Regions from separate parts of the Homo sapiens genome. Here region 1 is linked to region 2. The links are chromatin loops, found by intact Hi-C in ENCODE. Cell type or tissue: Caco-2. All regions are shown on one strand. Each heading gives the region's core, and the rest is flanking DNA. Links, peaks and the distances in the headings are about the cores only.

Evidence for each region. Hi-C counts contacts between places; a loop is a spot of excess contacts. Peaks named below come from ENCODE experiments on the same cell type or tissue, not always from the same donor. Only the 100,000 strongest peaks of a DNase experiment are listed, where the experiment ranks them.
Region 1: a loop joins it to region 2, with 9 times the contacts of the local background. A loop is called at or near these places in 1 of 110 quality-filtered maps.

Annotation. Positions count from the first base shown.
Region 1 is chr2:67,080,015-67,085,721 of GRCh38, forward strand. No RefSeq gene overlaps it. Among named protein-coding and RNA genes, the nearest start is that of LINC01828, 3.6 kb to the right of the region's middle. In Caco-2, for the core only: no CTCF peak of the experiment used is centred there; a DNase peak (open chromatin) is centred at 2,967.
Region 2 is chr2:67,005,742-67,011,448 of GRCh38, forward strand. The region is part of intron 1 of LOC105374785 (a long non-coding RNA gene); the gene reads right to left. Among named protein-coding and RNA genes, the nearest start is that of LINC01828, 78 kb to the right of the region's middle. In Caco-2, for the core only: no CTCF peak of the experiment used is centred there; a DNase peak (open chromatin) is centred at 3,160.

The DNA.
Region 1 (5,707 bases), core at 512-5,511, 74 kb after region 2:
AAAACAGCTCATGCTATGGCCCAAACTGTCATGGGATCATGAAATTGTAGTGCTATGGGAACCTGGAACAGTGTGTGCACCCATTTCTGTCCTCTTTTAAGAGGTCCCCTTTCAACAAGTACAGACACAGGAAAGACATGTTAGAGATCTCCAAAGAAGGAGTTTTTAGCAGTTTATTTGGTTTCTTTAATTTACAAAATGCAATTAAATATTATATACATGTTCTCATGTACAGGTCCTCTTCCAACAATTAACATAAAACTGTTTTTAGTGACTCTTAGGTGTACAGCTGCTGACACAAATGGAACTTGAACCGCAGAGTGACTGAAACAATAAATTATTTCTTGCTCAAATAACAGTCAAGGCAGATGTTTCTCATTGATGGTGGTGATTTTCCTCCATCTGAAGAAACACATGGTGGCTCACTAACCAGGCTGACTGGGGCTCTTTCACCTTCAACACAAGTTCTTTTTCATTCTAGTCACCCAGAAGGGCTTAGACCAGTGTGTGGAAGATTTTCAAGGAACATGTCTGGAAGTGATTTCTGTTACTTCCACTTGGGTGCCATTGCTTAGACTCTGTCCTGTGGTGAATGTAGCTGCAAGGGAGGCTGGGAAGCATGGTTGTGGCTGTGTTCTCAGAAAGAAAAGAAGACTATGCACAGGTGGCCATCCCTATCTCAGTGTCCTTTCCTCTACAGAAACTTTTCCCTGAATTATCTGCATTTTGTGTCTCATTTCCCTCTAATTATTCCCAAGTGCTTATCTGTGTTTTCATTTTGGCACAAATTTTTATTCTACAAAGTTAAGATTCAGCAGTAAAGACAAAAGGGCAGGGAGGGAACTTACTCTGATATATTTCTTTCTCAGCTGATGCCTAGAACTGTGCTCTAACCTTTACTTTGACTTAAAGCAGATGACTACTTCAATTGATTTGAAACAGAAACAAACACATCTTCATAGTGATCACCCATCATTTACAGGAATATTACTAAATTGGCTTTTAGTCTTCTCCTCTTCTCACTGCATACAAGTACTCTTCTCTCAAAAGCCTTACTTCCAACCGAATAACTATCTCCATAGATTACCTCTGAGTATTCCATGGCCTCCAAACTAAAACAAACCAATACATTTACTCCTCTTCAGCAATATTCATCATCATCATAAAAACACATAGACGATATTTCTGGAAATTCATTCTCTGTATGCTGAATGTTTCCCAAGTTTGCTTATAAAAGTTCTCATAAAATCTCTGTTTATCTCATTATGTCTTTTATCAGTATGACAGAGAACAAATCTAGGTTCCATATCTGAGAATAAGTGAGAAGGTGTGATAGATTTCCAAAAGAAATCAGTGTGCCTTGGTCCCCTTTAGACCCTAGAGACCATAGGCCCAACCAGGAACTTGAGCTACCCCTCTAAGGGACCCCATGAAGACTCAGCCAGAGTGAACTATAAGCTAAAGAAGTTGATGGCAGGACACCATAAAACCATATTTGAATGTTGCTCCAATTACCCTGGAAGCTGTCTTGGGTGCAACACATTCACTCAATGGAGTGCCTCTGTATTTTATGTACTTTTCTGCCTACAGTCACTTATGTTAGGGAGGAAATTTTCCCCATCCAAAACTTTAACATTCATCAAAAAATTAAGAATCATTATTCCAGGCATTTTTTGAGGGCTTCATTTTATTCCACCATTTCTGAGTGAGTAGAAAGCATTTTCTGAAAGTTTTCCTACCCTATTTGTCACTTACCAACACTTCACCACTCTTCATTTTCTTTCTCTTTGTCTGCTGAATTTCTTTCTTCTCCCTCTAATGTATGGGGGCTAGAATTGGTCCAGGGAAGGGAAGAGAAAGAGAAACCTTAAAGTGTTTCATTCCCAATTCTTCGCTTTCCCCTGTACCTCACCTGTACTGTGAAACTGGCCACGGGGAGATGTTGGCCTTCTCCCTGTCATCTTCCCTTGCTCTCCAAATTCGTGCTGCCATCTGCACGAATGGATCCCACATAGATTTTATCCTATAAAACTACAAGATCTCCAACTGTCAGTAAATATGTTATCAAGGGGTTGCTAACTGCTGGAAATTTATGTTAAATAGTACCAATCTCCCCCTCCTTTATAGAACAGTTGCCTGCCAGACTTCTAAACTTAAGGAATTCATGAATTAAGATATATATTCATGCTGAGAACAGCATACTCTTAAGGTTACAATACTTACCAATCCTACTCTATCATCATAATTTGATTATCTCATTCTTAACACTGCTAAGAGTCAGTATGGTGTTGAGGTGGAAGTAAATGGTTTTTATTTTTGCATCAGAGAACCCTAAGTTTCAATCCAGATTGCAACTTAATGACAATATAACTTTAGGCGAATTGTATATCCCCTCTGAATCTCAGTTTCTACATTTGTAAATTGAGGATAATAATTCCTACATTGTTGTTATTACTTATAAGTAGGAGCTAAATATGTGAACACGTGGACACAAAGGAGGGACAACAGACACTGGTGCCTACACGAGAGTGGACGGTGGGAAGAGGAAGAGGGGTGGAAAATACAACTATTGGGTACTAGGCTTAGTACCTGGGTGACAAAATAATCTGTATAACAAATGCACGTGATACAAGTTTACCTGTATAAAAAACCTGCACATGTACCCCTGAACCTAAAAGTTAAAACAATAATAAAAATTCCTGTATTATAAGGATTGTTGATTAAATGACAGAGAGTGCATGCCGTGCTCAGCATTTTAAAGAGACTCAGAACTTTTCCTGGCACTAAGGACATCTTTAGGGCAGTAATCTTGTATCTGATCTCTGTATTAATAAATGAATGAATGAATGAGTGAATGAATGAATTGATCTAGTTAGTGTTCAAAAAATTTTTTAAGTTTAATCCATAACAGATAAGCATGGCATGTCAGTTATGCATTGTGCATTGTGTAGCCTTAAGGCAGACAGACACTATCAGCTAAATGAAGCAAACTTTGAGTTAAGATAAGAAAAGTCACAAAATATACAATCCATTGCCCAAACCATGCTTCAAAACTATTTGTTGAATGACAGCTGTTTCTGCAAACACCAGAGTCTAACTCCCCAGTGAAAGAGAGAATGAATGCTTTAAATATTGCTTTGTACACTCCCCTCTTTGATCCTGTAGTATAAGGATACAAAAAAAGATATCCAGATGGATTACCATAAAAGTCTAGAAAAAATGCACTCCACCTCATCCCCATAACCCCCATAAAATTACCTAGAATATCAGGTCAGAAACTCTAAGGTAATTGGAAGCTGTTTAGAACAAACTGAAACATTCTAACCAAGAATTCTGATCATTAGAAATTGATTTCTTAGCATTAGTTGAACCTGTATCTCAGGATGAGGAAGATAAGACTGCTTCCAGAGTTTCCCACCGCCTGTATTTCTATTTTGTATATCATAATCTGAGTGTAGAATACTTTTAATCATATATTGAATAACAATATGTTTTCTGACAGATATAATTTGTTCTTTTATGTAAGTGTTTTGAGGACGCTTTCAATATTCTGACCTATGATTTCATTCTATTCAGGGACAGATACTCTTCCTACAGACTGAATCTCTGACCTTTACAGTGGAATTGAACAGTGTCATAGGATTCACTTAACAAAAGTGTTGCTGCAACACAAGCTTTAATGGAACCTTTCACTGAACGAGGGACACCTGTTTTAATGTTGTCTTGATTCTATTTGCTGATAGAAATGGAAGTAACAAAGATACAATAACTATGTCTGTACACAAATGAAACCAAGCCATTTCTCTTCAATGGAGACAGTCATAAAATGAAGGCAAAATTGAAACATTTCACCTTTTACTTTTCGGTAAAATTCTCCCCATACTTATGAAGACAACATTTCAATATTCTGCCAAAACTTACAATGGAGTCCATTCTCATCCCCTAATTAACCCCTCTTAAAGTCTTCCAGCATTCTTGAAGTCTCTGGAGCCGTGCTACTGCTTCCAAGTAGCTAATGTGCTGTTATTTTACAACACTCTGCCAGAGTTGCTTTTGCTCAAACAAGAATCCTACTGGCTTTACCATTTGGCTGCCTGTAGTATGTAAAAAGAAAAAAAAACCATAAACCAGATGGCGGAAATACAGAGTAATCTGTTTGGGAAGCCCAGGTTATAAATATGTGCATGTTGGGAAAGGGCAAAAAGTTGAGGTAAAGCAGCTGATGCAGCTTGCAGGCTAAGCTCCAGTCATGACCATTTTTAGACTAGTGCACTAAGAGATGTCTATATATTTATTTTCTATTATATTTTCCCTCTCCTGCTCAGGAAAAATCCACTGGGGTTAACTGTGGATACTTTCCCACACTGGAAACCAAACTGAATCCTGACTTGGAAGGTTTAGCCAATGTTTTATCTGCATAAAGACATATTCTTCTGCTGGGATGGGAAGGGGGGCAGTGAGGTGTTGGGACTGGGGCACATCATACAGTTACTCAACCTGCTCCTTCCTTCACCATTCCCCAATATATATAAGGATCTCTCCTTATCCCAACATCTACATCCAAGTGAACTAAGGTTAAAGTGAAAATAAAAGTTAAGCTTGAATGAACAGATGCTCTAAATCAGAGCTTGTGTGTGTGTTGGGGGCTGGGGAATGGGTAGGAGGGAGATGCAGTTAAGTAAGGAAGAATGAACCTTTACCTTTGTGCACACTTCTCTCTCTCTCTCTGTGTGTGTGTGTGTGTGTGTGTGTGTGTGTGTGTGTACAGGAGACCATTGCATTCATATGAATAGCAAGATCTTTCATGCTCCAGCTGTTGAATCACATCATTCTCTGCTTCTATGGTCTTCAAGAGTTGCAACCTGGCCACCATTGATTAGCTCAGGCTATAAAAAGATTCTCTTCAGTGATTGTACTGTTGTGCCTATGTGGTGTGCTTTTTAGGTACAGTAGACAGACAGTTAAATGGATGTGGCCTGCCTCCTTGAGATTCGTGCACTAGAACTAGCACCAACATTGCAGTCAGACCTTCTAAAAATCTACAAGCAACTGCACACCTTAGAACCCTGCCCTTACCACTCTAAGGAAGAAGCTTGAACACACTGTGCCGTAACTGTAGCACTCTCAGGCATATAGCCCACTGGGGGAAATGTTGATGACTCCGATCATTTCAGTTCTTCTCCAAGGGTTCCTGGGATCTCTCCCAAGCACTCTCAAAGACCTCTTCAGAATTCCCTTAGCTGCTTCCTGGGGCTTTCCTCTCCTCTCTTCTCATTACTCCTGACCTCCGCCACTGCCTGATGCTAGTGGCTGCAGCTACATTCCCATTTTTCTCTCATGACCTCAGCCATGCTGGTATAATCTCACCGGGTCTGCTCCCACAGCTGCTGCGTGAAGGTGAGGAGAGAATTCTCTTCCCACTGGCTTTATTCTTTATTGTTAAAGCACAAATGAGAGAGCCATGTGCTTTCAGACTCTTCCAGCACTCCTTTAATTGTTTCTATCTTTCAGCTTTTTGTGCTTTCCTCCTCTTCTTGGGGTTAATCACAAATGCTGAAGAGGTGCATTGGGACAGAATTCAAGGGTCAAGGCCAGGGTTACAGCTGTGGCCATTATCAGCCCTCTTATTTGAGCCTCCCACTAGGGTCCAATGGCCTCCACCTTCCCACCAGACAGGGTGTCCAGGGAGTGCTTATACGGTTTGCAG
Region 2 (5,707 bases), core at 363-5,362:
ATTTTGTGACTCCTGGGTCCTCCTACCACCCTCAGGCCTTGGGAGTGCGGTGGGAGTAGGAGAAGCACGTGTCACTTGACCTGGAGCAGCTGAAATCTATCTTGAAGGGGAGTCACCTCCTGCTTCTCCTGGCTCACAGAATAACCAGTGTCCCCACAGTGGGCTCTCTGTGAACTGCTGGCTGTGGATAGAGTTGCAGGATGAGTTCTCTCTTTGTGCACTCTTTGCTGACCATCTAAGTGGTGTGTCTGACTAGTTTGGCATGTTGCTTGTTAAAATTCATTCTTTTAAAGCCGAGTATCCACTTAGTTCCTCTACTCTGAACTTTCATCATTCATTATTAACAATGAAAGCCAAAGTGCATGAAACAAGTTCAGCCCTATCTGTTTCTGGCATGAAAGTGATGTCTTGGCATATTAGTGGGACACAGCTCTATCTTACATAAAATGCTGCCTGGGCCCACAACAAAGGCGCTGTCTCTCAGCGCCTAATAGGATCACCTACTTCAAATGTGAAACTTCCTTCTTTGAAATATTTGTTGAGATTTCATAAACCTATGAAGATTCTCAAACTCAAACAAAACCTTCTAGGCTTTGGCGCAAGCTCTGACTCTAAAGAGCTTTCTGTTCTATAAGCCAGTTATTGGATCTGGGTCCCAAGCGCAGGCAGATGGGGAGGTGTGGGGGCATCAGGAGAGGAAGAGCTAGCTTTCCACTTTCTCTTTTTGATACAAAAATAAAAGTCATCTGGCTTTGACTGCAGAAAATGAATCATATTAAGTATTTTAAAAGCACTATTTTTTTGGTAAGACCTAATTTCAGACCAATTAACACTTTAATATGAAACAGAAGCACATCATTTCATTAGGAGGCAAAATAAGGCCTCTCGGCTACCATATGTTGTCTCTTCCTTTGCAAGAAAGGAAAAAAGAAAAAAATCTCATTTGAAAGCTCCTATTGTAGATTGAGCTACAAGAGGGAATGTAAATTTGGCACCATCACCCACCCCAGGTGAGCAGAACGCATTGAGGAGCCACACAATCACAGGGTTTTGTTTTTGTATTTTTGGCAATGCCCATATTCACTCTGTTCGGTAACAGAAGATCTGGCTGTTGCCCTAGAAAGCTGAAGAGAAACATTCTTTTGTGAAAACAGAAGTGAAAAGAATCTTTTAGTATGTTCTTCCTAAGAATGTCTATGCTGACACGAAGGGCAAAGAAACACTTTGTACCACTGATTTCACAGATTACTTATTTATTAAATAGATGAAACAAAATTATAGCTGTCCCTTTTCAATATTTAAAATTTTTAAGATAATGCCTTTAAAATGCACAGAACATGAATGCAGGAGCTGGTGTGATTGGAGAGAGCCTTATTGCACATAATTAACAGACACATAATGTCTGGTAACTAGTAATTTCCTTCTAGCTGAGTAAGGAAATAATTTAATCATGTTGATCAAATGAATCCCAGGAGCCCAGTGTAACATTATGCCTAAAAAAAAAAAAAAAAAGAAAGAAAAAGAAAAAAGAAAAAAAAATATGCAATAACTGATAAAAGACTACTTGGTCAAAAAAAAAAAAAAAAACAACAACTTGGCTTCCAACCTTGCTTAGGTATCCTTAATAGTACTTAAAATGCAGGCCTTAATCTGACATTTCAAGAACATTATTTTCCAACACTGGCAGAGGCTACGAATATCGGTATGGTCCACTTTTCTATAACCAATACCCAATTGTAATAGATGTATATTTCCCTCACCAATGAAAATGGTCCCCCCAACCCCTGCTTAGAGGAGTGTGCAGAAAGTGTGAGGAGTGACTAAGTGGAAGTGGGGGTGATTAGACCACACGTCTATTTTCTTAAGAATCTCTCTTTCCTAGAATAGCATCCTATAGTCAATAACTAAATATAAACCCCTATTGTTCATCTGTGAATTCCAACTTACTATTCAAAATGGGCAGGAGGAGGCATTCTTCCAAATTATTCCCCCAAACAAATGTCTCCTCAGTAGAATATATCCTAGCTGTGATAGTCTGGTGTTTTCTTTTGAAATCTTTTGTAGTCTTTGCCATTGTTCTTCTGAACTACTTAGAAAAGGCAGTGAGCCACCTTCATGGTATCTGAAGTTGGCTCTCCATAATGAGGTGATATAATTTAACACTTACTGTAATACATTTTATCCATCTATTGTTTGCTAAATAATTCCTGCAATAACAATTTTATTCTTTCCATAATTCTTCAGGGCAATGCTGGAGGAATAATATTTTTACTGCAGTGATTGATGTCAGGTCCTGGTGCTATATAGCCCCATGAACAAAGGTTATTGATAAGCATCAGGAAGATTGGAGGGTGTAGAGGGGGCAGGGAAAGCATTCAGAGGCCCCTGCTGCATGAAAAGAAGATCAGGGATCAGAGGGTTAATACCATTTTATGAGGTTGTAAAAATCTACCCCAAGATTCTTGTGTTAGCAATATTCTTTGTGTAAGATGTATGTTATTAAAACAAGTAGCAGCATCTGAATTAAAGTGACAGTATGATGGATGACTACTGAAAAGGAATCGGAGCCGTTTGCAGCATTTTGGGCTAGATGTGGGAATTCTGCCTCAGAGGCAAGGAGCTTGGCAGACACATTGATTCCGGGCTGATGCATGTTCATAAATATGCCCCTAGAGAGGTGTGGCCTAGCAGAATTTACAAAATTATGTTCATGAATTATTTAACATTTATTTATGGATGCTATATTTAAACAGTATTTGCAAAGGCGAATGGACCATAGCTTACAAAGTGATCTTTAGATAATGCAAATTCTGCACAAGGCAGAGGTGGCGGGTGACTTGCCCAGTGATGCTAAGCCTATGAAAACTATATTAGAGGAGGTGAGTCCACCAAGGAAGGAGCTGCCCCTCCAGGACACAAGGTGTTTCCTTGATGTAGCTGAGGTTCAGAGCAAGAGGACAGATCAAGGAGGACTTTTTCTCTTCAGAAATGTGGTTACATCAGAAGACAAGATTGTGCTAGAGCTGATTCAAATTTCAACATAAGGAATTTTTCCATTTACAGCACTCTTTTTTTTAAGGATTGCAAAATGTAACACTACCAGTTAAAGGTCATAAAGAAGAAAGGAGGCCAGGTGCGGTGGCTCATGCCTGTAATCCCAGCACTTTGAGAGGCCAGGGTGGGCAGATCACTTAAGGTCAGGAGCTTGAGACCAGCCTGTCCAACATGGGGAAACCCTGACTCTACTAAAAAAAAAAAATACAAAAATTAACCAGGCGTAGTGGCATATGCCTGCAGTTCCAGCTACCTGGGAGGCTGAGGCAGGAGAATTGTTTGAGCCTGGGAGGCAGAGGTTACAGTGAGCCAAGATCACGCCACTGCACTCTAGCCTGGGTGACAGAGAGAGAATCCATCTTAATAAAAAAAAAAAAGAAAAAGAAAAGATTGAGAAAATGTTAAATCTTAGATGCCTCTCTAATCGTGTTGTCATGTTCAAACACATGAAGTTAAAGTTATGATTTATAAATTTATTAATTTAGTGTCATATAGTTTGGCATGGTGGATATGGCAGTGACTCTGATGCTCATGAAATACTCTATTTGCTCTCACCATTTGCCATCCTCCTTGAAGTCGAGTGAGGCCTTGTGGTTAGGTCTTGCCAATGACATGTGTGTGGAAGTGGCAGGTGTTACTTATGTGACAGAGGCATACAGGCTTTTGCTTGTCTGTCTTTCTTCTCCTGTGATGGTAAATGAAGAGGACACACAGTACAAGAGGTTCAACTGCTAGAGGGTGAAACCTCCCACAGCCCATCCCTATGACTGCAACTGAGCCCCCACCAACCTGTATGAGATGAATAACATGACGGAGAAATTAGAGTTGGTGTATTAGCCCATTTTCACACTGCTATAAAGAACTTCCCTGAGATTGGGTAATTTATAAAGGAAAGAGGCTTAATTGACTCACAGTTCCACATGGCTGGGAAGCCTCAGGAGACTTACAATCATGGTGGACGGGAAAGCACACACCTTCTTCACAAGGTGGCAGGAGAGAGAAGGTGTGAAGGAGGAACTTCCAAGCACTTATAAAACCATCAGATCTCTTGAGAACTCACTCACTAGCACGAGAACAGCATGAGGGAAACCGCCCCCATGAGCTAATCACCTCCCTCCCTCAACACATGGGGATTGCAGGTCCCTCCCTTGACCGTAGGGATTACAATTTGAGATGAGATTTGGATGGGGAGACAGAGCCAAACCATAGCAGTTGGGTTGGGTTAAGCCATTGAAATTTGGGGGTTGCTTGTTGCTGCAGCGTAACAAAGACTGTCTTGACTAATGCGGTAGGTCAGTGCTACTCAAACCACCTTCCTGCAGTGAAATAAGATGTTGGTGCCAGAATGTAAATCAGTGCTCTACTCACTTTAAGAAGGTCTTACCATGAAAAAGTGGTCAGCTGAACTGAACACGGTGCTTAGTGACAGTTGATTTATTTTCTGGCACAAGCTCCTTAACTAAGGACACTTGCCACAGAGCAGTTCATGGACATACCATGAGAGGCATTGCAACAGACAATGGCATATTTTCTCAAGTAGTTCTAGGTTCATATTTGGTTGTTTTTTATGGATGACTGACATGTTCTAATGCTTCTTTTGCCTCTTGATAAGCCCAACCCTTTCCATCAAAAATGGGGGAGGCTCAAACAGAAAAAAAAAAAAGAAGTATAATCTGAAATGGACAAGATAACTTTGTGTAGGAGATGGACCTTATGATTTTACCTTTCTGCTAATTTAAAACCTACATCTCACCCCTACAAAATCAGAGCTAGACTTTTTCATTTTGTTTGCTCATAAGAAACGTAAGTATTTTCCTCCTCTAGCAAACCTGCTTTAAATGTAATAATAACTTGACCAATGGTGTTATCAGGGTATTCCAGGTTACTCAAAGCTAGGATGCTAGCAATACCGAGAAAAAATAAAGCAGATAATCTGATTTTATCAATTCCAGAAAAGACACAGTGACAATAAAGAGAGGCAAGGCAATGGGATTGAGTTTTACTTTGCTAAAAGGGGGTAAATAGAAACAAAACCTTTAAATGTATACATCAAAAAAGACTCTGCATAAGTTCAAACTCACTGGCTAATACAAAACTAAAATGATAACTTAATATATGTGCTTTAACTACCACTTAAGTGATAGAAATCTTTCCCTTTTAGTTGACAATATTGGTATTACAAAGGTAGAACTATAACTGCAGTGTCACTGGTGTCTCCTTTTGCCACTCTTAGAGCAAAAGTACAAGCCAAGTTTGTAATCAGAATATTGATACTACATGGTATTATGTGTGGATTCTGAATGTGATATGTTATTTTTAATTGACGTCTGATTGTAAAATTCCTAGGAATGTTATATGACCAAGCATGCACACACACACACCCCTCTCTATCTCAATACTTAGGATAGTTACTAGAGCTAAAAATTTAGTCAATTATTGATAAATAAATAAATGAGTGAATACGGGTAAATCTGTTTGCATTATCCAGAAGGCAACTACTAGAAGCACTAAGAAAACTCTTAAGAGAGTGTTTAACTATGGTGTTTGAGAATGGCACTAGCATCTTAAGATGTGAATTCTATGTCATTAATCAGAGTTTCCAATAAAATAATGTATGACATCTCCATATAACTGTGGTTTGACCTATAGTGTT